2 separate regions of the Homo sapiens genome follow, and region 2 is linked to region 1. Evidence: chromatin loops called from intact Hi-C (ENCODE). Cell type or tissue: ascending aorta. All regions are shown on one strand. Links, peaks and the distances in the headings refer to the core of each region. The heading gives the core; the rest is flanking DNA. Region 1 holds the start of LOC124905121 (a long non-coding RNA gene). Region 2 overlaps TNRC6B (trinucleotide repeat containing adaptor 6B).

Region 1 (15,860 bases), core at 1,334-9,333:
CTTTTTAAGTCCTATTTCTCTTTAACTAAAATTATGTTGATATTTTATGTTAGTTTAAATGATTAATAAGCCCTAGTTATATCTATGTTTTCATTTTTATAAAATTCACCACACTGAACCAGAAGTAACTGGAAAAATACATGCTCAGCTGGTACTTTTGCTTTTCAAATAGAAAGAAGTCTGATATGATTTTCTAAAATAGAAGTTTTGCACACGACTACTTTCACTTTCATTAGGCTGCTCTCCTCGTAACCCAAACTGGTTTATGTTAGGAGAAAACAGTTTGATGTCAGTGCGTGTCATTTGGAAAGGAGCCTATTTAAACTGGGCATTATAAGGAACTCATAGTGCTTCCTCTGTTTGTTTCACAGCATAAAAGACATTGGTCCTGGTGGTAAAGAGACCTAGTGGAAGACACCATTGCTGATCTCCTGGGCAAAGTAGGGCAGAGGTAGGTTTTAATTTTTTAATGGGACAAACTAGTTTCTCCCCTGAACAAGGCACTGACCATGAGCTCCACTTTCACTTCTGTGAGGGAAGCAGGGGGAACTATGAAGAGGACTGGGTGGGCTGGGGCTTTGTGCAGTTGTGTATTTCACAGGTGAAAATTCTCTATGTTGTGATGATAGCTATCTTTTTTTTTTTTTTTCTCTGTCACCCAGGCTAGAGTGCAGTGGTGCCATCCCAACTCACTGCAAGCTTTGCCTCCCGGGCTCACGCCATTCTCCTGCCTCAGCCTCCCGAGTAGCTGGGACTACAGGCACCCGCCACCATGCCCGGTTAATTTTTTGTATTTTTAGTAGAGATGGGGTTTAACCATGCTAGCCAGGATGGTCTCCATCTCCTCACCTCGTGATCCGCTTGCCTCGGTCTCCCAAAGTGCTGGGATTACAGGTGTGAGCCACCGTGCCCAGCCCGTGATGGTAGTCATCAAATCAATTTTATTATCCTTGAAAGTGACGAAGTACTTAAGTTTAGTACAGGTTTTTTTGGTGTGTGTGTGGGGGGCGGTTTTTTTTTTTGAGACTGAGTTTCGCTCTTGTCACCCAGGCTGGAGTGCAATGGCGCGATCTCGGCTCACTGCAACCTCTACCTCCTGGGTTCAAGCAATTCTCCTGCCTCATCCTCCCAAGTAGCTGGGATTGCAGCTGCCTGCCACCACACCCAGCTAATTTTTGTAGGTTTAGTAGAGACGGGGTTTTGCCATGTTGGCCAGGCTGGTCTTGAACTCTTGACCTCAGGTGATTCACCTGCCTCAGCCTCCCAAAGTGTTGGGATTACAGGCATGAGCCACCGCAGCCAGCTAGTACAGGTTTTAAGGTCAAAAAAGCCCTCACTAGAGGGAGGGGGGAATGGGGAGTTACTGTTTAATAGGTACAGAGTTCAGTTTTGTAAGATAGAAAGAGTTCTGCGGATAGATGGTGGTAAATGGCAACATAAGTATGTGAATATACTTATTGCCACTGAACTGTACACTTAAAAATGTACGCTATGGTAAATTATATGTTATATGTATTTTATCACAATTTTTAAAAAAAACGCCCTCGGTATATAAAGTCAGAATCACTGGTACTGGGGCTGAAAGAGTCAATTCCCAATTAACTTAATTAAATCTTGGTTGTCAACCTAGAGAGGTATTTATTAGTCCCTTTCAATCAGTTAATTTAGTCTCATTGTTAATTTGTAAATAACCAAAAGAAAGCCAAAATCACACTAGACAACCTAAGAGTGCAAGGAATGCTGAAAAGTTTGCTGAATAATTCCTTCTGTGACTGAAGAAATAAAAGCTCTTAATAGAAGAAAACCCGTAAGTGACTGCTTAAGCAAAACATCTCTAAACAGAAACAGACTGTATTCTTATGCTATAAAAGAAAGAGTCATCTACAAAATTAGTGTCCTATAGGCAAAGGGCAAAGGGGATGAAGGCCCAATCCTCAGACATGGGAAGGCCTCTAAGATGGCATCTGGTATTTGAAACGTGGGAGAATATTAGCTGTGAACCGTTTCATAGGGTGCCAAGACTCTCATGTTGAAGTTAAGTATTGGATGCCCATTTCGTATTTCCACTATTTTATTTGTCAAACGAAAATCTGGAATTGAAAAAAGAGAGGGTCTGCGAAGACACTGGTTCAGGCTCAAAGACTACTGTTCTAGATTGAAAACCAAAGTCCTCATCAAACTGTGATGAGGACTTTCACACAGAAGGTGAAAAGTTTAGTACACAACCTGGTACATGATGTAGAGAAATCATCTAGCTGCTAGGCTGGGCGCAGAGGCTCACGCCTGTAATCCCAGCACTTTGGGAGGCCGAGGTGGACGGGATCACGAGGTCAGGAGATCGAGACCATCCTGGCTAACATGGTGAAACCCCATCTCTACTAAAAATACAAAAAATTAGCCGGGCGTGGTGGCAGCTGCCTGTAGTCCCAGCTACTCGGGAGGCTGAGGCAGGAGAATGGTGTGAACCTGGGAGGCAGAGCTTGCAGTGAGCTGAGACTGCACCACTGCAGTCCAGCCTGGGCGACAGAGCAAGACTCCGTCTCAAAAAAAAAAAAAAAAGAGATATCATTAATCATTTAGCTGCTATAGCACACAAGTACTCACTGGTATTTCATTTGTCGGGAGAAGGGTTCTGGGTCTTGGAATTTCCCAAATCAGATAAAATCAAGACGTGCTGATTGCCGCGGGAGAAGCCAGCATTATCTTCCTCTGGATTCCCTCCTACATATCTATGGGGATTTACTGGAAGGACTTCTCTGGCTTTAGAATGCAAAAGCATTTATAAAGTATGCCTTGAGAGCCTCCAAAAGATTATTATAATGTGGAAACTAAAAATGAAAAATATCTCGTATCTTTGAAAACTTCATTTTACCCACAGCAACAGTTTTATAGTTCAAGGTTTCAAGGTCATGGGAAAGCAAGACGAAGGGTAAAAGGGAAGTAGTTATTTGTTTCCAAGAAAATATTTTTCCCCTTACTTAGGACCTTGAGGACCCCAGTTGCCTCACACCTTTCATTTAAAAATCCTCAGTTCTGGCTAGGCATGGTAGCTCCCACCTGTAATCCCAGCACTTTGGAAGGACAAGGCAGGAGGATTGAGCCCAGGAGTTTGAGACCATCCTGGCAACAGGGCGAAACCCTGTCTCTATTAAAAAATACAAAATTTAGCCAGGCATGGTGATAGTTCCGGCTACTAAGAAGGCTGAGGTGGGAGGACTGCTTGAGCCCAGGAGGTTGCTCAGCGAGTCGTGACTGTCCCACTGCACTCCAGTCTGGGTGACAGAGGGAGAACTTGTCTCAAAACAAAAACAAACAAAACAAAACCTCAGTTCTGCCTTCTCAGAGCGAATGAGCAAGTGCGAACATTTCTAAGCAGGCTACCTTCATTTGTTTCTTTCCTCCTTGTCCCCAGCTTGCTGAGTTGTGGGAGGAAGCACTGCCCTGAGAGCCAGTGGTGTTCCAGACTCCTCCATCCTCCTCCTCTTCCCAGCTGGGATGGCGAGCTCCTGTGACTGGCCCGTCACTCTCCCCCCAGCCGTCTTGCATAGATTTGGAATCTTTAAGGAAAGAATGAATTAACTCTTTGCAACAGCTATATAAAACAATCATCAGAATAATAATTCCTTGCAGATGCAGCATTTACGTGTCTTTGTAATTTTATCTACTCCATCTCCATGGCAAGACAAATATTATTACTCATTTTTTAGAGAGCAGGAAACTAAAATCCATAAAGCTTCAATGATACACAGAAAGTTAACAAACCATAGAATCAAGGCCTCCTGATTTATGGATCAATGCTTTTTCCCTTGCACAAAGTTGGACAGGAATTTCAAAACTGAAAAGAACTTATCACAACATTCCTGGCAAGAAATTTCACATCTCAATTAAGATAAATCTGTTCCTCTTAATGAACATGGTTTACTGTAGCCCTGGTTTTATCCTCCATTCAGTATGTACTTTATATACAATGGACACTATAAATACGAGGTATGATAAAGGACAACTGTCTAGCTTGCTTGGGGTGAAGCAGAGACGAACAGAACATGAAAAGGGGGAAAATTTTTTATAACATTTTTGAATATTAGAATTATGGTGAAAGAAGAAAAATTCACATATAGCCATGGAAATCTAAAATGTATTAGAACTACACACTTGAAATGTATTAGATACTAAAGAGGCAAAGAATTTATACGTAGTGGTTTTGAAAAGACAGAAGGAAAAAATGTGAGGAAAGGAGAAAGGAAAGCAGAGAGAAATCCAAGAGGCTTTAATGTTTGAGGAAGTGGGACATCAGTATCCCATTCTAAACAAAGATCTTTAATTTGAAGACTGGAATAAGTCCTTAATTCCCTCCGAAAATACTGTACAGAATCAAAACATACTTTGCAGTAAAAATACTGTATAAAATGATGAAAGAAAAGGAAACACATTCTCTTGCCTGGAAACTTCCATCTGCACCTCTACTCTCCCACATGACAGGACATTTATGAAAGTCTTCTGATTTGTACATAGCTTTATATGAAGAGTTTAAGGGCAGAAAATTGGCTCTTCCAGGCCTTTCCTTGAAGGACAGCTGTCACCCTGTAGGATCAGGCCTATGATAGACAAGTAGGTTTGGGCCAAGTACATAAGGCACAGGGCAATTAATTTCTTCTAACTGTAGCATCTCATCCCCTAGCAAGGCCCAGGTGAATCTGACAGTCTCCCAGTGGGGTTCATTGTAGCCACAGGAAGGGGCTGTCTGTGCACAAGGGGGAGGGTTGGGATGCTCCTCTTCCTGCTGCTGGAAGTGCTGCTGATAACCAGGACTGCTGCCTCTGTATATAGGATTATATATTTATATAATACCATATTTATGATTTATATTATACAAGCATAGGCTTTATAGCATCCACTGACAAGCAACACGAGCTAAAAACCCAATATAAATAACACACTGACCCCTTTAGAAAAATGAAGACATGCAAGTGAACCTTTCTTTTAGAGAGATAAAGCTAAACTTCTAACAAATGTTTCTTACAGAAAAGATAAGAGAGGTCTAATTTTTAATCATAGGATTCATAACATCAAATTTAAGACAGGCTACAGAAGATCACAGGGTAACTGTCTCCATCAACTGGTAGACTATGATGGTTTAGCCCTTTCTTCCGCACATTACACATTTAACTTACCCACAGAAAGGATGTGTGCTATAACTACAGATGATCCTGAAGAGTAGAAGACATTTTTAGAATCTGAGGAAAAGTGGTTTTGTGATAGAAGAGAGGTGATCCTGAGGTTGGGAAAGACACATGAAAATCCTGAATATACTGCTAAAGGATCTCTTTGTGCCCAGGGTCTGATTAACATCTTCTTGCAGCATTTTGGGTCTATTTCAAGTCTACTAGATTACATTTCCCATGATGATACGACTGATTTCACAATAGAAATAATGATAAAAACAAAATTTTCATAAAGCTAACTATTTTAATGAGGTCGAGGAGATTCATGATTTTTAAAATGTAGTCAAATTACTACATATACACACATGTGAATTTCCAGAATAGAGCTAATATCACATTCCCTTATGTGGCACTGTAAGAGTACTGAATATAATGTGATAAACTTAACAGAATTTATCTTCTTGTTTGAATTTTGGTCATTCCAGAAATGTTCATTATTTAATCAAAAGATAATCCCTTAAATCTGCTTCTATATGGTAGAAAAGAGATGTTGGAACATTTTAAAGAAAGTTACAAAAGTAAGTGTAAACAGGCACCTGAATTTAGCAACAGTCAATGAGACATTCCATAGCCTCAGTCCACAGAGTTCTGCTCATTACTGTGACCACACATCACCAGCTGGATCAAGTACAGCTTAGATTTTAGATTTTCAATGATTCTGAATAAGTGTGACGTTCTTCATTTAAAAAATTGAAGTGAAATTTATGCCAGGTTTAAAAAATCTGAAATGCTCTTATGTGGAAGAGAGACAACGGCAAAGGAAGGTGCAGAAGGATGAAGTCACTGGGCAGCACAGATCGTGTTCCACATTAAAAGCCAGGAACTCTTGTTTTAAATTATACTAACAAGTAGAAATGCAAGCTAGATATGGTGAGCACATAGTCACTGGGCTAAAAGAGCATCACATCAAAATTATAATTCTGTCCAGATACTAAATTTAAAACAAAATTAACTTATGATTTTTAATTCACCTTAAACATTTTAAGAAACGCCAAGCCAAGCCACAACCGTTTGCTATTAACTAATTATTTAACACTCAAGGTCCTGAATCTCATTGAATCAACAGCTTAAAACTAAACAGCCCTCACCAAAATGTCAGATTCTCAAATCTGACATTTGACAAACATTTAACAAAGAATCCCGGCCGGGCACGGTGGCTCACGCCTGTAGTCCCAGGACTTTGGGAGGCCAAGGCGGGTGGATCACAAGGACAGGAGTTCAAGACCAGCCTGACCAACATGGAGAAACCCCATCTCTAATAAAAATACAAAAATTAGCCGGGCGTGGTGGCGGGCGCCTGTAATCCCAGCTACTCGGGAGGCTGAGGCAGGAGAATCGCTTGAAGCTGGAAAGCAGAGGTTGCAGTGAGCCGAAATTGCACCACTGCACTCCAGCCTGGGTGGACAAGAGTGAAACTCCGTCTCAATTAAAAAAAAAAAAAAAAAAGGATCCCTCAAAAATGAAAAGCTTCACACTTACTAGGCTTCATGGCATTGGGAGCGTTGGCGGGCGTGTTCCCCCAGCCTGTGGTCGATGCTCCTGTATCATCCATCTCGCCCCACCCAGGACTGCTTTCATTTGGCTCACCCCAAGCGGAAGTACCATTATCTGGAGCAGGTGGTGTGCTTTTGCTCCAGACTATAAAGAAAGGAAATGTCTCTAAGAATCATTTGTTAAATGAAATGCCATAATATCCAGTGGGGTGAAGGTGGAAGGAACAGGCATGCCTATATTCTGTTGGTAGAAATGTAAATAGATTCAACTTTCATGTGAGGGGTATTTGGCAATGCTACTTTTTAAAAAATCCGATGCACATTAAACTTTTCACCCAGTAACTCAACTGCCAGGAATTTTTTTTTTTTTTTTTTTTTTGAGACAGAGTCTTGCTCCATCCCCAAGGCTGGAGTGCAATGCCGTGGTCTTGGCTCATGGCAACCTCCACCTCCCAGGTTCAAGCGATTCTCCTGCCTCAGCCTCCCGAGCAGCTGAGATTACAGGCGTGTGCCACCATACCCAGCTAACTTTTGTATTTTTTTTTTTAAGTAGAGACAGGGTTTCACCACATTGGCCAGGCTGGCTTCAAACTCCTGACCTTGTGATCTGCCTGGCTCAGCCTCCCAAAGTGCTGGGATTACAGGCATGAGCCATCATGCCCAGGCTGCCAGAAAATTATACCATAAATATACTTGTAAAAATAGGTGAAATTACATGTATAACAATACTCACCGCATCACTGATAGAAAAAATTTGGAAACAACCTAAATATCCACCACAAGGGGACTGGTTAGACCAATTGTGGGTCACCCATAAAAGAAGTACTGTGTAAAGGCCAGGCACAATGGCTCACGCCTGTTATCCCAGCACTTTAGGAGCCAAGGCGGGTGGATCTCCTGAGGTCAGGAGTTCAAGACTAGCCAGACCCACATGGCAAAACCCCATCTCCAGCAAAAAATACAAAAATTAGCTGGGCGTGACGACGCATGCCTGTAATCCCAGCTATTCGGGAGGCTGAGAAGGAGGCTCACTTGAACCCGGGAGGTGGAGGTTGCAGTGAGCCAAGATTGCGCCACTGCACTCCAGCCTGGGAGACAGTGAGACTCCCTCTCAAAAAAAAAAAAAAAAAAAAAAAAAAAGAAATACTGTATATGAAGCAATTAAGCAGCAGACTATGTGCTAAAATTGGAAGCTATAAGTATAATGAGAAAAGCAAGGTGAAGAACAGTATACGAAGTACAATCCCTTCTCTGTAAAATTTTTGAATGGGACACAAACTTCTAAGAGATTACCTTTGGGAAGAGACCCTAGGGGTTAAGATTATTATTATTATTATTATTATTATTATTTTTTGAGACGGAGTCTTGCTCTGTCGCCCAGGCTGGAGTGCAGTGGCGTGATCTCAGCTCACTTGCAAGCTCCATCTCCTGGGTTCACCCCATTCTCCTGCCTCAGCCTCCCGAGTAGCTGGGACTACAGGTGCCCGCCACCACGCCTGGCTAATTTTTTCGATTTTTTAGTAGAGGCGGGGTTTCACCGTGTTAGCCAAGATGGTCTCGATCTCCTGACCTCATGATCTGTCCGCCTCGGCCTCCCAAAGTGCTGGGATTACAGGCGTGAGCCACCGCGCCTGGCCAAAGATTATTTTATTGACTATCTTTTGCTTTTCCACACAGTTTGAAGGTTTTTGCTATGTGGATGTAGCTTTTTAAAATTTTAGCAGGTTTTATTCTGCATGGGGAGCCAGTGAGAAATCTTCATTTCCTTCCTCATTCTTTTCAATACTTGAAAAAAGAATGAGTTAAAAGTAATCATTTTTCTAAGAGGCCACAAATGGATTAGCTGAACACTAGAGGTGTACTCGGAGAAAACTGATTCTTGGCTGGGCACAGTGGCTCATGCCTGTAATCCCAGCACTTTGGTAGACTGAGGCGGGTGGATCACCTGAGGTCAGGAGTCTGAGACCACCCTGGCCAACATGGTGAAATCCTGTCTCTACTAAAAATACAAACATTAGCTGGGCATGGCAGTGGGTGCCTGTAATCCCAACTACTCAGGAGGCTGAGGCAAGAGAATCACTTGAACTTGGCACGGAGGTTATAGCGAGCCGAGATCGTGCCACTGCACTCCAGCCTGGGCAACAGAGTGAGACTCTGTCTCAAAAAAAGAAAACTGGTTCTTAATATTAATTTTAACTAAAAAAAGACTGAAAGGTGCATCCCCCTTAATTTGTTGAACTATATGCTCTATAGGGACATTCAAGTTGACAATGACAAACTAAGAATGGCATTACCATTGCTACTTTTACCAGGTATGATGTTTCCTATTCAAATAGTGACGGAAGAAAGTTTAATTCTGGGCAACTGACTATCCTAACAATCGCTCTTTTTTTTTTGGCAACAGGGTCTCGCTCTGTCTCCCAAACTGGAGTGCAGTGGTGAGATCATAGCTCCCTACAGCCTCCCATCTCCAGGGCTTAGGCGATCCTCTTACCTCAGCCTCTAGAGTAGGTGGGACTATATGCACATGCACCACACCCGTCTGATTTTTAAAAAATATTTTTGTAGAGACTGAAGTCTCTCTAGGTTGCCCAGGCTGGTCTCAAACTCCTGGGCTCAAGGGATCCTCCTGCCCTAGTCTCCCATAGTGCTGGGATTACAGGTGTGAGCCATCTCACTAGGACTGAGATAACAATCTCTTATACAAAGTACTCCCATTCCAGAGGTAATCATTAAAAATCATCCAGAAAGAGACTGAAACCTTCCAGATCCAGCTTTGCTTCAGCATCATCATGGCCTTTGGAAAAACACAGAATTATTTCCCTTTGCTGGGGAAACAGAAGCAGAGACATGTCCATGGGTAGAACCAGAATGGAAATCAGGTCTATTTCTGCTACTACTTTAATTCTTTATTTTAAAATCTAGAACATAGTTTGTTTGGCAAGATATGTCTTTTGGATTCTGCAGACCAATACAATTACAGAAAAATAATTTTGGGGACTAACACAGGGTTGTCATCTTTTCCTTTTGCCAAGAAAGAACATTAAAATGTACTACCAGCATCTGCCATCACTAGCATTTCATAAAAAGAGGTTCTGTTAGCAACAGAGTAGAAACTGTAGGAAAGCATCTCAGAACAAAACTAAGTTGAATAAATTCACCTAATAAAAATGCCTTGGTCTAGGATTCCTTTTCTTCATCAAAAGCTGCAAGAGAAAGCCACTGCTTACCTGATGCCGATTTACTGGTCATTGGGGTGGGCAGGTTTGGTTCTCGAGGTGCTGGGCCCCCTTGGGAATTCTTATCCCACAGATTCACATTCTTGTAGTTATAACTGTTAGGGTCTCCCCATGCTGAAGTGCCATCATCAATGTCCATTTTCCGACTAATTGACTGTGGGGATGGCTCTTCCCAACCACTGGGTTCCTCATCCTTAGGTGTTGCAGGCTGTGGCCCGCTGCTCCAGCTGGAATTGGAAGGTCGAACGTTGCCTGGAGGTGGTGGGGGTGGGCCTCCCCACGAACCAGAAGCCTCTGGTTGTGGTGGCGGCGGCTGCTGTGGGGGCTGCTGCTGTTGGTGTTGTTTATTCCAGGAATTGGGCTGTCGGCCCGTCTCATTCCATGCTGGGGATCTTTTGCAATCCTCCCACCCACCTTTTGAAGCTAGGCTTGCATTGCCACCATTACCCCAAGTCCCGATTTCATTCTGCCCTCCTTCACCCCACCCAGACACAGGTTTACTTGCAGAACTTTCCCAATTGCTGTTTTTTGTCTGATCGACTTCCTCCCCCCAACCATTCTTTCCAGAAGACCATCCTTGATTGGGCTGGCGTCCACCTCCCCACCCCTGATCCTTGCTGGGATTCTCATTCCAAGAGGAAGGTGTCTTTTCATCAGGTCGTCCTCCTCCCCAGTTGGAAGAGTTGTTGTTCTTGTAGTCATTCCAGCCTCCTGTGTTCTTGGGGTCTTTCCACTCTGTAGAGGCTGAGAGCTCCCCCCATCCAGACTTCATTTGATTGCTTTGGCTGGGTGCATCTCCCCAGCCCCCTGAGTTCTTGGTCTGTGTGGCAGCGCTCTCCCACCCCTCAGTTCCTTTGTCAGATTTCCCCTCAGGCCTTGGCACCTCTTCAATGTCCCACACTGTGTCCTGCTTAATTTGAGTTTGGCCCCAGCCAGTGTTTGAGAGCACCCTGGGGTCCAAATCAGTTCGGCTCAAAAGAGTCTGCAAGACAGCCTGACAATCAGGATGTGTGGGCCTGTACGACCGACGGCCAGAGTTATGACTGTCACTACTTCCTGCTTTGTGGTTGCTTCCAGTGCTTTGACCTCCAACTTCACTTCCTGTGGAGCTGGAAGATCTTCCCCAACAGGGAGCCTGGGCATTGCCTTGGTTTTCAGGGAGGGGGTGGCCCTTTTGATTGTCCCATGCTCCAGTGCTAGAATTTGGTTGGTTTGGACCACTCCATTCTCCAATTTTCAACTCATCAGACCCAGTCGGCTGTTTCCATTCTCCCTGAGAGACCCCAGATGTCATTTTGTTCCCTTCACCCCATTTGTTGTCATTAGAGTCCTGGGGGCCAAAGTTCCAGGACCCACCCGTAGACCTGTTATTGTTGTCCCAAGAGTCATTTTTTGACCCAGTTGATTTCTGAACAGAAGCTCCTTTCCAGGAGTCCTCTCTCTCTTTTCCATTGTTCCCATTGTTTCCAGAATTGCTTTGTCCAGAGACTGTGTCAGTTCCAGAAGGCCCCCTAGCTGCACCCCAAGATCCAACACTCCCAGTCTTTCGATCTCCAGTGCTTTGTGAAGGGGCATCAGTGCTCCTGGAGGTGTTCCCCAAGCCCATTCCAAAGGGCATTCCCTTATTCTCCATGGGGTTTGGTGAACTTAAGTTCAAGGAGTTAGTGTTTCCATTTTTTGGTCCATCAGTGTTATGAATTTGAGCCTGTTCTCTGCCAGAGACAACAAAATTAACACCCGCATTTTCCATCTTTGACTGCTGTTCCCTGGATGTCTGACCTACTGTGCTAACCTGTGCACTGGAATTACTATTATCTGTTTCCAATGCCCCTTTCCTAGAAGTTCCTTCTTGGACCAGTGCTGGCCAGGCAGATGGGTTGCTATTTGGGTTAAAGTTGCTGAAGCCAGAGCCAGGTCCAATTCTATCCTGACCACTCACATTCCTCCAATTTCCTAGTCCATTGTTGTTCTCTGTAGTAGAGTTGGAAGATTGAACAGATTTAGCCTTAGGGTCAGATTTCCAGACCCCAAGATTACATTCGTTCCCAGAACTTGCAGACTGGCACTGGCTCCCTTTTCCTTTGTTACTAGTGGTGCTTCCTGGCAGAGTGCTCTTCTCAGAGCCAGGGTTCGAGGCACTGTTGTTATCGGTGGTGTTTTCGGAAGAAGATTCAGTGTCTTTGCTGGCAATACAAGGCCACTCTTCCATGTCAGACCCGTCTACAATCACCTTGTCCCAGATGTGAATTGGGTTGGGGGAGGTGCCGTTGTTGGAGGAGGCTCCCGAGCCCCAAGTGGAATTTGCATAATTTGAAGCAGCAGCACCTCCAAGGGTTGAGTCTGGGGAACAGATCATCTTATTAATCACAGCTTCAAATGCATTCATTACCCATTAATCCCTCAAAGGGGCTCTCCTTTGAGCTCTGCCCTTAGGAGAGCTGATCACATGCCAGTTTCTCTCAACCCAGTTGCTTGTATCACAACTGTCTTAGTCATCTCTTTTTTTTCATTTGCCTTGTGTTACACCGGTTAAGTCTAACTTCATCTCTCTCAAAGCTACGTCCTTTGCCATTCCTATTGACAGAGAAGGGCCTTCTTGTATCTTGGGACAAGGCAATAGCAATGGCACTCTAAACTTGCTCTGTATCTTCAACCTACTCTAAACACCCCTGGCTGGAGCAATCTTTCTAAAGCACACTTTTGATTATATCACTGCTGTATGGAGAACCTTCAACAGTTCCTTAGTGCACAAGAATAAAGCTGAACTCCTTGGCCTCGAATGTCATCAAGATGTTCCATGACCTGGGACCAACCAACTTTTCTAGTCTTATCTTCTACTACCTCCTATGTAGATGTCAATATTCGATACTACTTGACATTCCACAACTTGTGCCTTCTCACTCTGGCACCATTTCACGTTGGCACCTACTGTGTTTTCCTGCTGAATTCACACAGTGAAATTTACTCATCCTTCTGGGCCCAATTCAAGTGTCATTTCATCTGCGAAGCTGTTTTCAAGCTCATCACCTGAAAATAATCTTTCCCTGTCTAGAGCCATTTTGCTCAGTGCTGTGGCACCATGTTCACAACTTTCCTTCCCCATGTTAGCGTCTTTTAGGCAGAGACCCTAACTTGCTAACGTTAGAATTCCACACAGCAGCCAGCACAATGCTGCGGAGTAAGCATCTGCTGAATGATGAATACCCACTGAGCCACTGAGCTAGGTGCCCAGGGTGGCAGGGGTGTCACATGAGTATGAATTAGGCAGAGTTCACAACCCCAAGGAACTTAATCTGTTAAATGAGTCTGGCTCACCATATATTTTGGTGGAATTTACCATATTTGGTGGGAAAAACATGTTTTTAATGAGATCATTTCTTCTAAATTTATTTTGGCTTCTTTAACCAGGCAGCTTTTAATCAATTTGAAGTTTCAAAAAGTATTATACGGAGGCATAGAAAAATAAAAAGCATAGAAACCGAAACTCGAGATTTAGGGGCCTCCTCCGTTTTAATAATGTGGACTCTGACTCACACTGGACCCCAGTCTCCACCTAGGCCTGGCTACACTCGGCTGCAGAAACTCCGCCTGACAGGGCCTGCCCCTTCACATGCTTCCTTTTGCAGCTGGTTTGGAGAGCCAGGAAGGAAAGGCCATGGGTAGGGCTTATCTCTGCAGGAAGTCTGTGTCACCACGAGGTTTCTTTCCATCCTTACTCTGCACACAGCAAGATGGTGACCAAATTTTCTAGGCAATTATTTGTTTAAACTCAGAACTCAAATAAAGCATCCTACTGGTGACAACCATCAATTCATTATCTTTGCCAATGCCTAATGGTATTCAAGCTCTGAATTTTAATATCACCCCAAAAGACATTTTAAGTTGAAATCTGTTAATAAACTTTAAAAGATATTTAGAATTTCTTAGCTGTTAGTTGACTTAGTATTCATCTATTAAAAACTCTCACAACTTTTTTTTTTTTTTTTTTAAGACGGAGTCTGGCTCTGTCACCCAGGCTGGAGTGCAATGGCGCGACCTCGGCTCACTGCAAGCTCCGCCTCCTGGGTTGACGCCATTCTCCTGCCTCAGCCTCCCGAGTAGCTGGGACTACAGGAGCCCGCCACCATGCCTGGCTAATTTTTTTATATTTTTAGTAGAGACAGGGTTTCACCATGTTAGCCAGGGTGGTCTCGATCTCCTGACCTGGTGATCCACCCGCCTCGGCCTCCCAAAGTGCTGGGATTACAGGCGTGAGCCACCGTGCCCGGCCAAAAACTCTCAAAACTTCTAGTAGAACCTTTCAGCTAAATATCCCTTATTTCTACATACAGTTTTTAACAAAGCTCAAAATCCAGGGCCCACAAAAAGAAATACTGAGTTTAAAAATCTAATTTAAAAACTATAGTATTATTTTAGAATCCTCCGAAGATTCTATATTGCAATGTAGCAAATCATTTTCTCTATCCTCCTAGCATTCTGGAAACATAACACAGGCATCTAAAGATTCGCCTTCGCACAAGCCCCATGTCCAATTATGCCCTGAACACATATGACGGTGGAACTATGGAGGCTCAAATTTGTAACACTCTAGTCTGAGAAGGAAAAAAGGCCCCCAAAATAATAAGCAACAGCAGTTAAGTTAGCCCTTATGCCAAGAGCACACACTTACGGAACACTAAACCTCAGTTCCAAGAATCACCAATACACATCGCATACTAGGATCCTCTCTCATCTTTTGACTAATCCCAGTGGTTTATATAATGAATGGCTTTCCTGGACTTTACATCAAGCAATGCAAACAAAGTGCTCTCTCTCTGTCAAGCTGCCATGCATTCGATTCACAGGGTGCCTTACCTGGCGCAGTCCCACTCTCACTCTGCAGCAGCGCTCCTGTCACTTGTGCGTTGTTTGGGTTTGCTCCAGGTGCTGTGCAGGGAGGAGGCCCTGCCCCACCCCCAAGGAGCATGCAGGACGGTGGAGGGGGCTGCCCACGTTTTAGTAACACTTTGTGGTCCTGCTGGCAACGGAATCGCGGCGGCACCTCCCGAGGCATGTAGCGGGCGGCGCTTGGCGGTTGTCCGTTCGGCACTGCCACCCTTTTGGCATTGTTGCCACCATTGACTGGTGGCGATGGAGAGCTGCCAATTGGGCTGGCGGCCGTTGGTTGGCTTAAACTTGGTTTCGTCACTTCGGGCACTAAAAGAGAGGGGTTGGGAAACAGTCTTTGAAATACATCAAATACATTTTTTCTAAAAATTTTAAAAATAATTTTATTATTTTATTTAGAGATGGGGTCTTGCCATGTTGCCCATGCTGGTCTTGAACTCGGGCTCAAGGGACTCTCCCACCTTGGCTTTCCAAAGTGCTAGAATTACAAGAGTGAGCCACTGTGCCTGGCCAAGATTATTATTTATTTATTTATTTATTTATTTTTGAGACGGAGTCTCACACTGTCACCCAGTGTGAGTGTCGCCCAGGCTGGAGTGCAGTGGTGCAATCTCCGCTCACTGCAACCTCCGCCTCCCAGGTTCAAGCAATTCTCCTGCCTCAGCCTCCCAAGTAGCTCGGATTACAGGCGCCCACCACCAAAACCAGCTAATTTTTTGTATTTTTAGTACAGACAGGTTTTCACTATGTTGACCAGGCTGGTCTTGAACTCCTGACCTCATGATCCGCCTGCCTTGGCCTCCCAAAGTGTTGAGATTACAGGCATGAGCCACTGCACCCAGCCTATTTTTTATTTTTTTGAGATGAGGTCTTGCTGTATAACTCGGGCTGGAGTGCAGTGATCTTGGCTTGCTGCAACTTCTACCTCCAGGGCTCAAGTGATCCTCCCACCTCAGCCTCTTGAGTAGCTGGGACTACAATGCATACACCACTATGCCCAACTAATTTTTTTTTCCTCC
Region 2 (12,699 bases), core at 3,927-11,926, 50 kb after region 1:
ATACATCGTTTGAAACTTACCGCATTGTAAATGTCAATAATACCTCAATAAGGAGGTAAAAGGAAAAACAAAGAAGAGAGAGAAAAAAAAAAAAGCCTTTCCTACAGGGATACCTGGAATGGCCCATTTCCCTGGCAGAACCCTGAATGACACAGCCCCGTAAGTGAGATCCCTTTATCAGTTGAAATTTCACCCTGGGTGTGCACACTGTTCCCTAAGATCACAAATCTGTAAATCAGAACTTCTGCACAGATAATTCTCCTAGGATGGGTGCCAGGTTTCATTTTTCAATGTAATGAAGTCTCTTGTAGAAAAGAGCTTAATAAGGCAAATGTCTGAATTTTTAGAGCTGTTACCTTTACATCTCATTGTTTTAATTCTCCGGAGTGCTGTAAACTACCAGCATCTTCACTGAACTTTCCTTCGATCAGTAATACCTATATTATGTGTTTATAAGGCAATTGAACCAAAGCTGTTAATTTTTTAACCATTCTTACGGTTTTGCTTGACTTCAAAGGACACCTTAGGTTCAAAGGACACCTTAGGTCTTAATGTAAGATTTAGTGAATAAATCTTTAACATCACCTCACACCTCACATTTTACTCCTGAAAGTACTTTCCTATACATTACAATTAATATGCCATGCTTCTAACAACAGCCTGAAATTAGGAGTGGTTTTACAAATATCCAAACAGGCTAAGAAACAGCCTCCTGGGGCTGGGCGCGGTGGCTCATGTCTGTAATCCCAGCACTTTGGGAGGCCGAGGTGGGTGGATCACGAGGTCAGGAGATCGAGACCATCCTGGCTAACATGGTGAAACGCCGTCCCTACTAAAAAAAAAATACAAAAAATTAGCCAGGCATGGTGGCGGGCTCCTGTAGTCCCAGCTACTCGGGAGGCTGAGGCAGGAGAATCGCTTGAACCTGGGAGGCGGAGGTTGCAGTGAGCCGAGATCACGCCGCTGCACTCCAGCCTGGGCGACACAGCAAGACTCTGTCTCAAAAAAAAAAAAGAAACAGCTTCTCAACGAGGGCTTATACCACATACTCTAACATACATACATTTATCTATTTGTTTATTTATTTATTTTTGTTTTATTTTATTTTTGAGACGGAATTTTGCTCTTGTTGCCCAGGCTGGAGTGCGATGGCACAATCTCGGCTCACTGCAACCTCCGCCTCCCGGGTTCAAGCGATTCTCCTGCCTCAGCCTCCTGAGTAGCTGGGATTACAGGTGCCCAGCACCACACCTGGCTAATTTTTTAGTATTTTTAGTAGAGACGGGGTTTCACCATGTTGGCCAGGCTGGTCTCAATCTCCTAACATCAGGCGATCCGCCTGCCTCGGCCTCCCAAAGTGCTAGGATTACAGGCATGAGCCACCACTCCTGGCTCACATACTCTAATATTTATAATCTGGAACTGCTAAAAACTATGTTTACACCTTAAGGGCCAGACCAACCCACAAAAGCCAGAGCAGCACTCTACCGTCAGCACTTGACAGCGAAGAAACTAAAAAGAAGATGAGGAATAGCGGTCTTAGCTATGGCCTTGGAAAGAACTATTCTCTACAGAAAAGTGATGAAATATGGCTCCTAAACAGGAGAGAAAATAAGTTTATCAACCAGAATCCACAGCTCTGAGGCACATATTATTCAGGAGAAAAACTGAGAACTTATAACAGTAACTGGTGGGACAGCTCTTCTAAACATTCAGGTGTTTTCCTTTTCATGTTGCATTTTTTTTATCTGCTTTCCTCCACATATGGTTCGACACAGTTTTTCTTTTCTATTGAAAGAATAAATAATAACTGACCTTTGAAATCAGATTGCTAGCAGTTCAACATCAAAATCACAGTAAATTGAAATTCCATTAAAAGGTAATTTTAGGACCAGGTGCAGTGGCTCACACCTGTAATCCCAACACTTTGGGAGGCCGAGCTGGGCAGATCACTTGAGGTAAGGAGTTCAAGACCAGCCTGGCCAACATGGTGAAACCTCACCTCTATTACAAAAATACAAAAATTAGTCAGTGTGGTGGCATGCACCTGTAATCCCAGCTACTTGGGAGGCTGAGGCAGCAGAATTGCTTGAACCTGGGAGGCCAAGATGGCACCACTGCACTCCAGCCTGGGCAACAGAGCCAGACTCTGTCTCAAAAAAAAAAAAAAAAAAAAAAAAAGGTAATTTCAGGCTAGGTGTGGTAGCTCACGCCTATAACCCCAGTACTTTGGGAGGCTGAGGTGGGCAGATTGTTTGCACCCAGCCTGGGCAACATGGCAAAACCTGATCTATACTAAAAATACAAAAAATTAGCCTGTAATCCCAGCACTTTCGGAGGCTGAGGCAAGTGGATCACTTGAGGTCAGGAGTTTGAGACCAGCCTGGCCAACATGGCAAAACCCCATCTCTAATAAAATACAAATAATAATAATAATAATAATAATAATAATAATAATAATAATTAGCTGGGTGTGGCGACACATGCCTGTAGTCTCAGCTACTTGGGAGGCTGAGGCAGGAGAATGGCTTGAACCCAGGAGGTGGAGGCTGCAATGAGCTGAGATTGTGCCACTGCACTACAGCCTAGGTGATAGAGTAAGACTCTGTCTCAAAAAACAAAAACAAAAACTAGTGGTTCTAGGAGGCCTCCTGCCTCTCAACACCAGGAAGGTGAGCACTCAACTAAGAGCCCCTCCCCTCAGGCTCTGGGCCCTCCTCTCTCACTGACCAATGACCAAGTCTCTGTCAGGGCTGCATATGCACACAGAAGAAATGGAGCTAAATAGTGTGCATGAAGATCTTTAAAAAGCATTAATCACAGGCAAGGAATCAAAAAATAAGTGAATTCAAACAATGATACATTTGATTTTCCTCTGACCATGTGTTCTCAACTCTAGGAGGATGCATATCCAGTTAACAAGATTGGAGGAGACTTGTAATGCAGTCCATCAAGGAAGGTGATTTTTGCACACCTTTCCAGATCTACGCTTTAAGAAAAAACCAAGAATTTTATGTTAGAAAATAAATGGAAGAGATGTGGACTCTGCTCCTGAGATCACACGGTATCTACTGCAAACAAGTGATCTGACGGCAGGTGGGCTTCCTGATTATGCTGCACTACTGTCATTTTATTAAGTTTGTGTCTGTTATTCGAATCCTGGAAATCCTCTGAGAAAGGGTGCTATTTGTGACACTTATCTTGGTATTGAAAAAAATCGGCAGACAAGAAAATCAACTCTGAATTCAAGACTCCACAGGTGACAGTCGTACCCTACTTCTCAATGCTCTTAATTTGTGCTCTATTTTCAGAATAGTAAAAATGGAAAGTCGTGTTCTTGTGTGCCAGCAGTTGTCATTTAAATTTAGCAAGCTGAATAATTGAATTACCTTGACGAAAATGTATATTTCTGAAAGATAAGCATGTTTAATAGTAATCAAAAACTATAGAGTAAAGCTGACTTGTGAACTTACATGACCCAATTCTTCAACTAAAATTATACACCAGTGAGAAAATGACTTCAAATCTAAAAAGTGATTTACATACAGCATTTTGATAACAACTAAGCCAACATTTACCTGTGTTTAACTCTTCAGGATCAGTTACAGGATGCCCAGTTCCATTTAAAATGACATCCAAGTCTCTATACACACAGTTCAACACCTAATTTCTACTTAGGTAACCCAGGGGAAATGTTCTGTGAATGATCTACCCCTGTAATCTTTAATAGACAATCTGAGTAACAGCTATCCCAACTATGTTCTTCTCCTTCTTTTTTTTTTTTTTTTTTTTTTTTTGAGACGGAGTCTCACTCTGTCGCTCAGGCTGGAGTGGAGTGGCACGATTTTGGCTCACTGCAACCTCTGCCTCCCAAGTTCAAGCGATTCTCCTGCCTCAGCCTCCCGCGTAGCTGGGGTTACAGGCACACGCCGCCACACCTGGCTAAGTTTTATTTTATTTTAAAAATTTTTTTAGCAGAGATGGGTTTTCACCATGTTGGCTAGCCTGGTCGTGAACTCCTGACCTCAAGTGGTCTGCCCACCTCAGCCTCCCGAAGTGCTGGGATTACTGGCGTGAGCCACTGCACCCGGCCTCAAATATGTTTTTCTGAGAGGACACTTCAGGTTCTCTTAAGCTATGAGAAGGATTTTTTTCTCCTTTCAGTTGAGCATTATGCTTTCTACACATCATTGATCTAGGGACTGTATTAGTGAGTGCATACAGTATTTTTGTATTTCTTTGTGTCTCCGGACCCCTCCAACACCTTCTTCAAAGTTCTTTTGCCTCCATCTCTCAAAATCCTGTACTCAAGCATGGTCAACTGCAATAAGCACATGCCTCTTCCAAGGTGCTCCCCTGCTACACTGCAGCCAGGCCAAGAGAAAAAGCACAGCCTTTGGAGTCTGACACTTTAAAATCAAATTTTATGTATCTTGGACACTACAATGGTAGGAGCTTGGGCAAATTATCTGGCATCTAAGTTTGTCATCTGTAAAATGGGAGCTATATACTACTTATCTTGAAGAGAGGCTGTGTTGATTAGAAATAATGGATGGAAAGCACCTAACAATACAAAGCACATGAGCTGCTACTGCTTCTGGCAGCAGGGTCCACCTCCTCCTCCACATCAAGCACCTACTCTGCATCAGCAAAGAAGGTGATGAGTAACAGAGGGATGAGGCACACGGCGCCCGGAGAAGGCACTCAAGAACCACACACGACTTCATAAGATCAGACCCATACCTCATACCTTGCGTGAAAATAAACTCCAGATGGATAAAGTATTTAAACGGGAGGAAGAGAGGAAGGAAGGGAAAGGAGAGAAAGAAGAAAGCTGGGAAGGCAACCATTAAAGCATTTGAAAAACCTGTGGCTGATTTTTCTTTTCATAATGCAGAACGAACAAAGACTTTCTAACTATGATACAAACTCAGAAGCCATAAACAAATGACAGCTACATCTGACTACAGAAATGCTTCAAAACAAGTATTATGATAGAATCCACCAAGGTCATTGTTGCTGGGGGAAAAAAATCAGCATTTATATCTCAAAGAGCTAGGTTTCATAATACATAAAGAACTCCTACAAATCAACAAGGAAAAGACCAACAATACAAAAGAAAAATGGGTGAAGGAAATGAACAGACAGTTCACAGAAAAGGAAAGATAGCCTCCTAAGATATAGATCAACTGCATTCTCTATAAGGGAATAGAGTATTCAAAGTATACGAAGACAGGCTAGGCATGGTGGTTCACGCCTATAATCCCAACACTTTGGGAGGCTGAGACAGGCACATTACCTGAGGTCAGGAGTTCGAGACCAGCCTGGCCAACATGTTGAAACCCCGTCTCTATTAAAAATACAAAAATTAGCCGGGCATGGTGGCTCATGCCTGTAGTCCCAGCTACGAGAGGCTGAGGCACGAGAATCACTTGAACCTGGGAGGTGGAGGCTGCAGTAAGCTGAGTTCACACCACTGCACTCCAGCCTGGGCAACAGAGTAAGACTCGGTCTCAAAAAAAACAAAACAAAACAACACCAAAGTACACCAAGATACCGCTTTTCACTGACCAAACTGGCAAAGACAAAATTTGGTGGTAACACACAGTTACCTTGTGTCCAAGGTAACACAGAAAAAGGCATTCACATATACCATTGCTGATGAGAATATAAACGGGTGCAATCTCTGTACGGGACAATTTGGCAGCTACCTATCAAAATGAAAGTGTACAGTCTTTGACCCAGCTATCCTATTTTTAAGTATGTATCACAGGAAAAGAATTACACATGTGGCAAATTATATATGCAAAGGATATTCACTGCAAAATATGTTTGTAACGGCAAAAGATCAGAAACAGTCCATCAATTAGGGGACTGGTTAAATACGTTATTATACCTTATCCACACAAGAGAATACTATGCAATTATAACAAGCAGTTCTTTTTGTACTAAGGAAGATAAGTCTTCAAGATAAGGTGTTAAGTTTTAAAAGCAAGATGCAAAAAATGTGTACTTGATGATATCATGTACGTAAGAAAAGGGGGGCTTTTACGCAATTTTTTATATGTGAACAGAGATTCCTTGAAACAAAACAAAAAACTGGCCGGGCACAGTGGCTCACGCCTGTAATCCCAGCACTTTGGGAGGTCAAGGCAGGCGGATCACGAGGTCAAGAGTTCAAGTCCAGCCTGACCAATAAGGTGAAACCCCGTCTCCACTAAAAATACAAAAATTAGCCAGGTGTGGTGGCACACGCCTATAATCCCAGCTACTCAGCAGGCTGAGGCAGGAGAATTGCTTGAACACAGGAGGCAGAGTTTGCGGTGAGTCGAGATTGCGCCATTGCACTCCAGCCTGGGCAACAGAGCAAAACTCCGTTTCAAAAAAAAAAACCTAGTATTACTACTGAGTCAGAGAAGGAAATGCTATTGGCTGTAACACAACTATATACCTTTTTAAACTAGAGGCATTCAATTTTTAAAAATATAATACAGGTTGGGTGTGGTGGCTCATGCCTATAATCCCAGCACTTTGGGAGGACAAGGCGGGTGGCCTGCTCAAGTCCCAAAGTTTGAGACCAGCCTGGGTGACGTGGTGAAACCCCAACTCTACAATAAAATATAAATATTAGCTGGAAGTGGTGGTGCACGCCTGTAGTCCCAGCTACTCACAAGGCTGAGGCAGGCGGATTGCCTGAGCCTGGGAGGCAAAGGTAAGGGTGCAGTGAGCTGATATGCCACCGCACTCCAGCCTGGGCAAAAGAGCAAAACTCCGTCTCAAAAAAAAAAAAAAAAAAAAAAAAAAAAAAAAAGAGAGAGAGAGAGAATACAGCAAGATGTTACCAATGGGGGAAACTGCATAAAAGGATAAAAGAGATTATTTCTTACAACTGCATTTGAATATATAATTATCTCGAATTTAAATAAAAACTTTAAGTAAAAAGAAGATAATCCACTGTATTTGAACAAGATACGGATCTGGAAGTCAAACGAGTGGTCAAGACTGGAATGCTGTCCTGAGTTCAGAAGAAAGGCCACCTTAGGCTTTGCCACAGGGACCCTAGGATTCCTCCTTGAGAACTCCCCATTTCCTCACACAAGCCCCATTCCTCCTTGGCCCTCTGGCTCACGCACTTCCCTGCCTGGACTGCATTCCTCCTTTCTTCTGGTCCTAGTAAGGCCTTCAAATAGCCACAAAACTTCCCTTTCATCTATGCATCCCCTTTAAGCCCCTTTTATTCCTGACACCTCAGCATTCTGTAGAGCGGTACGCAGAGGCGACTTAAGATTCCCCAAACATGTAGATGTGGGTTGCCTAGAGTGGCCATCAATTAAACCCTCCTCAGCAATAGACCGCAAATGGGTAAGTAAGAGGTTCCAGGGACTCCCTATTTTTACTTTTAGGAAGGGACTACGAGACGGCGTGAAGACAAAATACTGCCCAACAGAGATGGGTCAGAGAGGTCTCCAGACAGCAAGACTTAGTTGGTCTCCACTTTTCCCGGGGCTTAAAGTGAGTTAGATGTAAGTCATCCTACCTTCTGGTACATTTTAAAGTAAAAAATGAGATGGGTGGGCCAGGACAACATCACTTCAGGACAGGAAGCATTAAGATCCTTCCATTCAAGCCCCCCACATATGGACTCCTTGCTCACCAAGTGACCATCTCATTCTCCTACACAGAACACCTGGGTAAGGACAGGTATTTGGGCAGAATGTCCAGTGGGAGCCTTGGAGCAAGCGGCAGCAGGAAAGTAGACAGGAGTCAAAAAAAAAAAAGGGGGGGGGGCAATAAGAAGGTGGGCCAGGTGTGGTGGCTCACACCTGTAATCCCCGCACTTTGAGAGGCCAAGGCAGGAGGATCACTTTGAGCCCAGGAGTTCAAGACCAGCTTGGCCAACATACCGGAACCCCCATCTCTACAAAAAATTAAATTAGCTGGGCATGGTGGCACACACCTGTGGTCCCAGCTACTCAGGAAGCTGAGGTGGGAGGACCACTTGAGCCAGGGAGGTTGAGGCTGCAGTGAGCAGTGATTGTGCCACCACACTCCAGCCGGGAGAACCAAGCAAGATCTTGTCTCAAAAAGATAAAAAATAAACAGAAAACAGAGGTAGCCAAAAATCTTCAGCTAGATGAATTATCTGAGAGAGAAAATTAACAACTAAACGTATCTGCATTTATCTAGTTCCTGAGCACTCAACTGGTGTAGCAACATTGTTCCTGAAATAGCTAGACACTCAGGCTAGACAGTCGAGATCTATCTTAGGAACCCAGGTACGTACTACAAACCATTCATACACCTCAAAGAAGGAAACAGTTGTCCTGACAAAAAAGAAACTACCCGCCATGCTGTGTCACATGGAATGGTGAAAGAACTGGAATCTTCCACACATGGCCTGGACTCAGTGCCCAGACCCAAGAAGGAATGCTACAGGTATCGACAGAGTTGGGAGGGAGGGGCAGGGAACATCCCAGACACCAGGGGGGATGCCATCATCAGTAGGAAACCTAAAGCTTCCCAGAAATAAATAGCCAAGCCTTCTGGCTAAAGGCATGTGAGGCGGGGCTTTGGGTGAAAATGTCCAGTTGTTAGCTCTCCCCCACATGCCGGCTTCAGCTTCACATTTTTCCCTTACTTCATGGGACGTGTTCTGGGCCCTTACCAAATTAGACCAACGAGTCCAGTCTTGAAAAGCTAACAACTGCTCTCCAAACACACCAATTTCCTTTTTCCTAAAACAAAGGCTTTAAAAGGGAAGGGAAAGTGAAGAAAGCAAGCGCCTGCCAATTCTCCTGGCCAACTCGGGGTTTCTATAGTTAAGCTTTCCACTGTTTTACGTGCATCTTTTGCTTTTTTAAAAAACAAAGGTGAAAGGAGATGGGAAATGAAACACCGAGCATCAAAACTAAACTGTAACAGTGCTAACCAAAAGGTTACAAAAATTTCTAAGAAGATACAGTGATTTAAGCAAACACTTGAACAATAGAGTGTACACATACTTATAAAACTATTCAGTGCCTCCAGCAGGGTAGATTCAAACAGTGCCCCTCCCCCCCTCCTCCCCACCAATCTCCCATCTAAGTCACTCTAAAGCTGTCAAGAGTGACAAAGGCACCCCAATGGGGTGGGATGTGGAGGGGGCTCAAACCTCCACCCCTCCCTCAAAGGGAATGGAAAATGCACCTGAGTATACCTGCTGCCTTGACTTAAACTCTAGCTCCTGGTCACACTGGGAATTACATTCTGGCTCCGGCTCCATGACCACTGTGGGCTGTCCATGGCTATCAAGGGTTTGGGGATCCTTCAACAAGGATTCCCTGCTACACACTCCATAAGCCCAGAGTAAGCAGTATAGATTCAGAGCTCGGGAAGCCACAGCATCCAAGCTAGGACACACTGAAATGCTGCCTAGAGAAGCTCCACCCCCACCTACTACCGCAGCGATTCTCAAGGAGTTTGTAAGCTCTATCATAATTTGTTGCTAATAAAATATCTAAGTTTACAAACGATCTGTATGAAACAAAGGGTCTCCCTCTGCAATAAAACCCGTTTTTCCCCCATGCGTTCATTTAGTGTCCTCCATAGGCCACGCTTTGTTCTGGGTACTCAGGACAGAGGAGAAAAAGACCAAAATCATGCTTACATTCCAGTAAAGGGAACAGGCATTAAACCAGCAGACTGATGAATATGAGGATTCCAGTAGTAATCAATACTAGGAAGAAAATAAACCAGACAGGGTAATAGGACAGAATGTAGAGAGGACGGGGAATGGGTCCTTCGGATAAGGTGAGGGAAGGGGGGACATTTGAGAACTCAATGCTGAGACCAGGCCATGGGGAAGAACGATCCAGGTAGAGGAAAGACAGACCCAAGACATGGGGAACAGCCTTGTTTGAGTGTGAAGCGCAGGAAGGAGGTCTGGGTGGCCACCACGGACACCAATTTCCTCAGCCAAAGGCAGCAGGGAAGATGGAACAGATGTGGCGTGAGGGGCACGGTGAATGCCTGAACCATACAGACCGGGAGGGAGGGCCCCTGCTATCCTTTCCAGAACTCATCCTTTCCTTGGGCTGCAATCAAAGAACTTCCACCCTCCTGCTGGCCTCCTGTCCACCCTCCTGCTGGCCTCCTGTCTTCATTCCCAAGCCTAGACCTTTGCTTAGGTCATTCCCACCTCCATAAATGACTTTCTTGCTCCTTCATATACCTTCCTACTCCAAGCTCTCCTTTTCCACAGTGTAGTCCTGAAAGCATGGAGCACTTACTCGTTCTTTAAAGCAAGTATTTACTGCCCATGTACTAAGTGCTATTGGTCCTGGGTATAGATACAGAGGTGAACCAGACATAGCCTGTCTTCAAGGGGCTCAGCCCGGTCTCCCAGGGAGAGGAACTGGTAGGTAAACAAATCCTATACAATGGGTGACTGTAACAAAGTCCATTTGACTTTTCATTAGGTAACAGCCTTTGACAGCAACTTAATACTTTTGTGCTTGTGTGTATGATGTCATCTGCCTAGCTCAGCCTGAAAACTCAAGAGGCAAGTGAACCTGCTTCTCAGAATGCCCAGGAAGTTCTAATTTATGCCTGCTTTTCCTCAAAAGTGTCCCACTGTTGCCAATGACTCCATCCTTCCCATCAGGATCAAGCCAACATTCTTGGCTGGCTCTTAAAAGCTCGACATTCACGTGGCCTCAACTTTTATCCCCATCTCCTCTATGTCTCCCTGAAGAGACTTGTACTCGCTGTTACCAGAATCCAACTGTAATCTGTCACCTTCTGCCTTTCTTTGGTCATCTTGTGCCGCCCATGCTTGGTCCAAGAAAGGCACTTAAATAAATGCTTGTTAAACAAAGAAATAAAAAGAATGTCTGTCAGTCTTTACCAGCAGCTAACTTGAGTCTTTTGCCTCAGCCCGGTGCAGTGGCTCCTATCTGTAGTCCCAGCACTTTGGGAAGCCAAGGCGAGTGGATCATTTGAGCCCAGCAGTTCGAGACTAGCCTGGGAAACATGACGAAACCATGTCTCTATAAAAAAATACAAATATTAGCCAGGCATTGGGGAGCATGCCTTTACTCCCAGCTACTCAAGAGGCTGAGGTAGGAAGATTGCCTGAGCCCAGGAGGTCGAGGCTGCAGAGAGCCACGATCATGCCACTGCACTCCAGCCTGAGTGACAGAGTAACACCCTGTCTCAAAAAAAAAAAAAAAAAAAAGAAAAGAAAAAAGAAAAAAAAAATCATCTCTTGCCCACAAAAGCTCTCCAGGTAGCACTTCCTTTTCCTGTTCAGAATGCCTAGTTCTTGCTATCACTTGGTAATCAATGAGTTATTATATAAAAAAATTTTAAAAATCATTCCTAATATTATCAAATTGGGTCATCATCTCTAAGAATATTACAAGCACTTTGATATTAGTAGCCATAGTCTGTAAAGGACAGTATAAAGAAATGTCAGCCATTGTAACAATCACAGTAGAATTCACTGAGACAAATAGGTTTTGTCCTCTTTAAAGCAGTTACCTTGGAGGGTTCTGTGCTTATTTCAGTAATTTTTTTTTTTTTTTTTTGAGATGGAGTCTTACTCTGTCGCCCAGGTTGGGGTGCAGTAGCGTGACCTCGGCTCACTGCAACCTCTGCTCCAGGTTCAAGTGATTCTCCTGCCTCAGCCTCCTGAGTAGCTGGGACCACAGGCACACGAAACCAGGCCCGGCTAATTTTTGTATTTTTAGTAGAGACAGGGTTTTGCCATGTTGGTCAGGCTGGTCTTGAACTCCTGACCTCAGGTGATCCACCCACCTCGGCCTCCCAAAGTGCTGGGATTACAGGTGTGAGCCACCGCACCAGGCCTCAGTAATATTTTCTTGGTTCAAACTGTTTTGAAACTATTTTCAGACAGACTAAACCAGTGCTGAGGCATCTTTTTCAGCATCTGCATAGTCTACTTTTTAAAAGCAACATGGATTTGGATGTGTAAATTCTAGAAGACTAGTTTAAAAAGAAATTAATGTACACAGTCACATTGTTTGTCCCTTCCCAACACTGCCTTACACGTAGTAGTAGGTTTATGGTCCTCACTGTGACCAAAATAATGAGCAGGGTGCCAGGAGCCCAAGTTCTGCCTCTGACACCCCACGAGACCTGGGCAGGCCACTCACTTGCTTGGGGTCATACTTATGGGAAAAGAAACTGGGCTACACAATGTCAGGTTCCTTTCAGCACTACATTTTATGGTGCTTTTAGAGAATTAGTAAAAATCCAACTTCAACAAAACAATAATTTGGGAACTGCTACGTAGGACATGTGTTAAGAAGTAGTCTCTACTTTTTTATTCACTACAAAAAAGGTTGATGCTAATGATGCAGTAATGAAGACAAGGAACAATGAGGGAAATGCTTCCAAGGTTAGGAGGAATTTTCAGAGTATGGAAATGGGCTCCTGGAAGGATATACGGTACACCTAGCCAGAGCAGATGACTTAGAGGAAAGGAAGACAAAGGTACAGCTGCATTGGTCAGACAGAAGGGGCTGTACTGGAATATAGGAAGTTTTAGGAGGGCAAATACCTGTGCGCTGTGGGTTCGTGGTATCAAAACCTCCAATTTGGGACTGATGGCAACTCAAGGAAACGAAGTAGGATAATTCATGTTTGTCTTTTAAGGAGGGGTGGTAATACAGAAACCACTATGAGAATTAGGTTTCA

What was found. Hi-C counts contacts between places; a loop is a spot of excess contacts. Peaks named below come from ENCODE experiments on the same cell type or tissue, not always from the same donor. Only the 100,000 strongest peaks of a DNase experiment are listed, where the experiment ranks them.
Region 2: a loop joins it to region 1, with 2.1 times the contacts of the local background. A loop is called at or near these places in 12 of 110 quality-filtered maps.

What each region holds. Positions count from the first base shown.
Region 1 is chr22:40,261,122-40,276,981 of GRCh38, reverse strand. It overlaps TNRC6B (trinucleotide repeat containing adaptor 6B), which reads right to left. Exons shown (of 23, transcript NM_001162501.2): 4 at 14,809-15,150; 5 at 9,946-12,294; 6 at 6,702-6,860; 7 at 3,382-3,557. It overlaps LOC124905121 (a long non-coding RNA gene), which reads left to right and starts at 149. Exons shown (of 2, transcript XR_007068107.1): 1 at 149-451. In ascending aorta, for the core only: no CTCF peak of the experiment used is centred there; no DNase peak of the experiment used is centred there; H3K27ac peaks cover 3,201 bases.
Region 2 is chr22:40,216,841-40,229,539 of GRCh38, reverse strand. The region is part of intron 1 of TNRC6B (trinucleotide repeat containing adaptor 6B); the gene reads right to left. Among named protein-coding and RNA genes, the nearest start is that of TNRC6B, 45 kb to the right of the region's middle. RefSeq lists an enhancer at 848-1,349. In ascending aorta, for the core only: no CTCF peak of the experiment used is centred there; a DNase peak (open chromatin) is centred at 8,597; H3K4me3 peaks cover 899 bases; H3K27ac peaks cover 4,776 bases.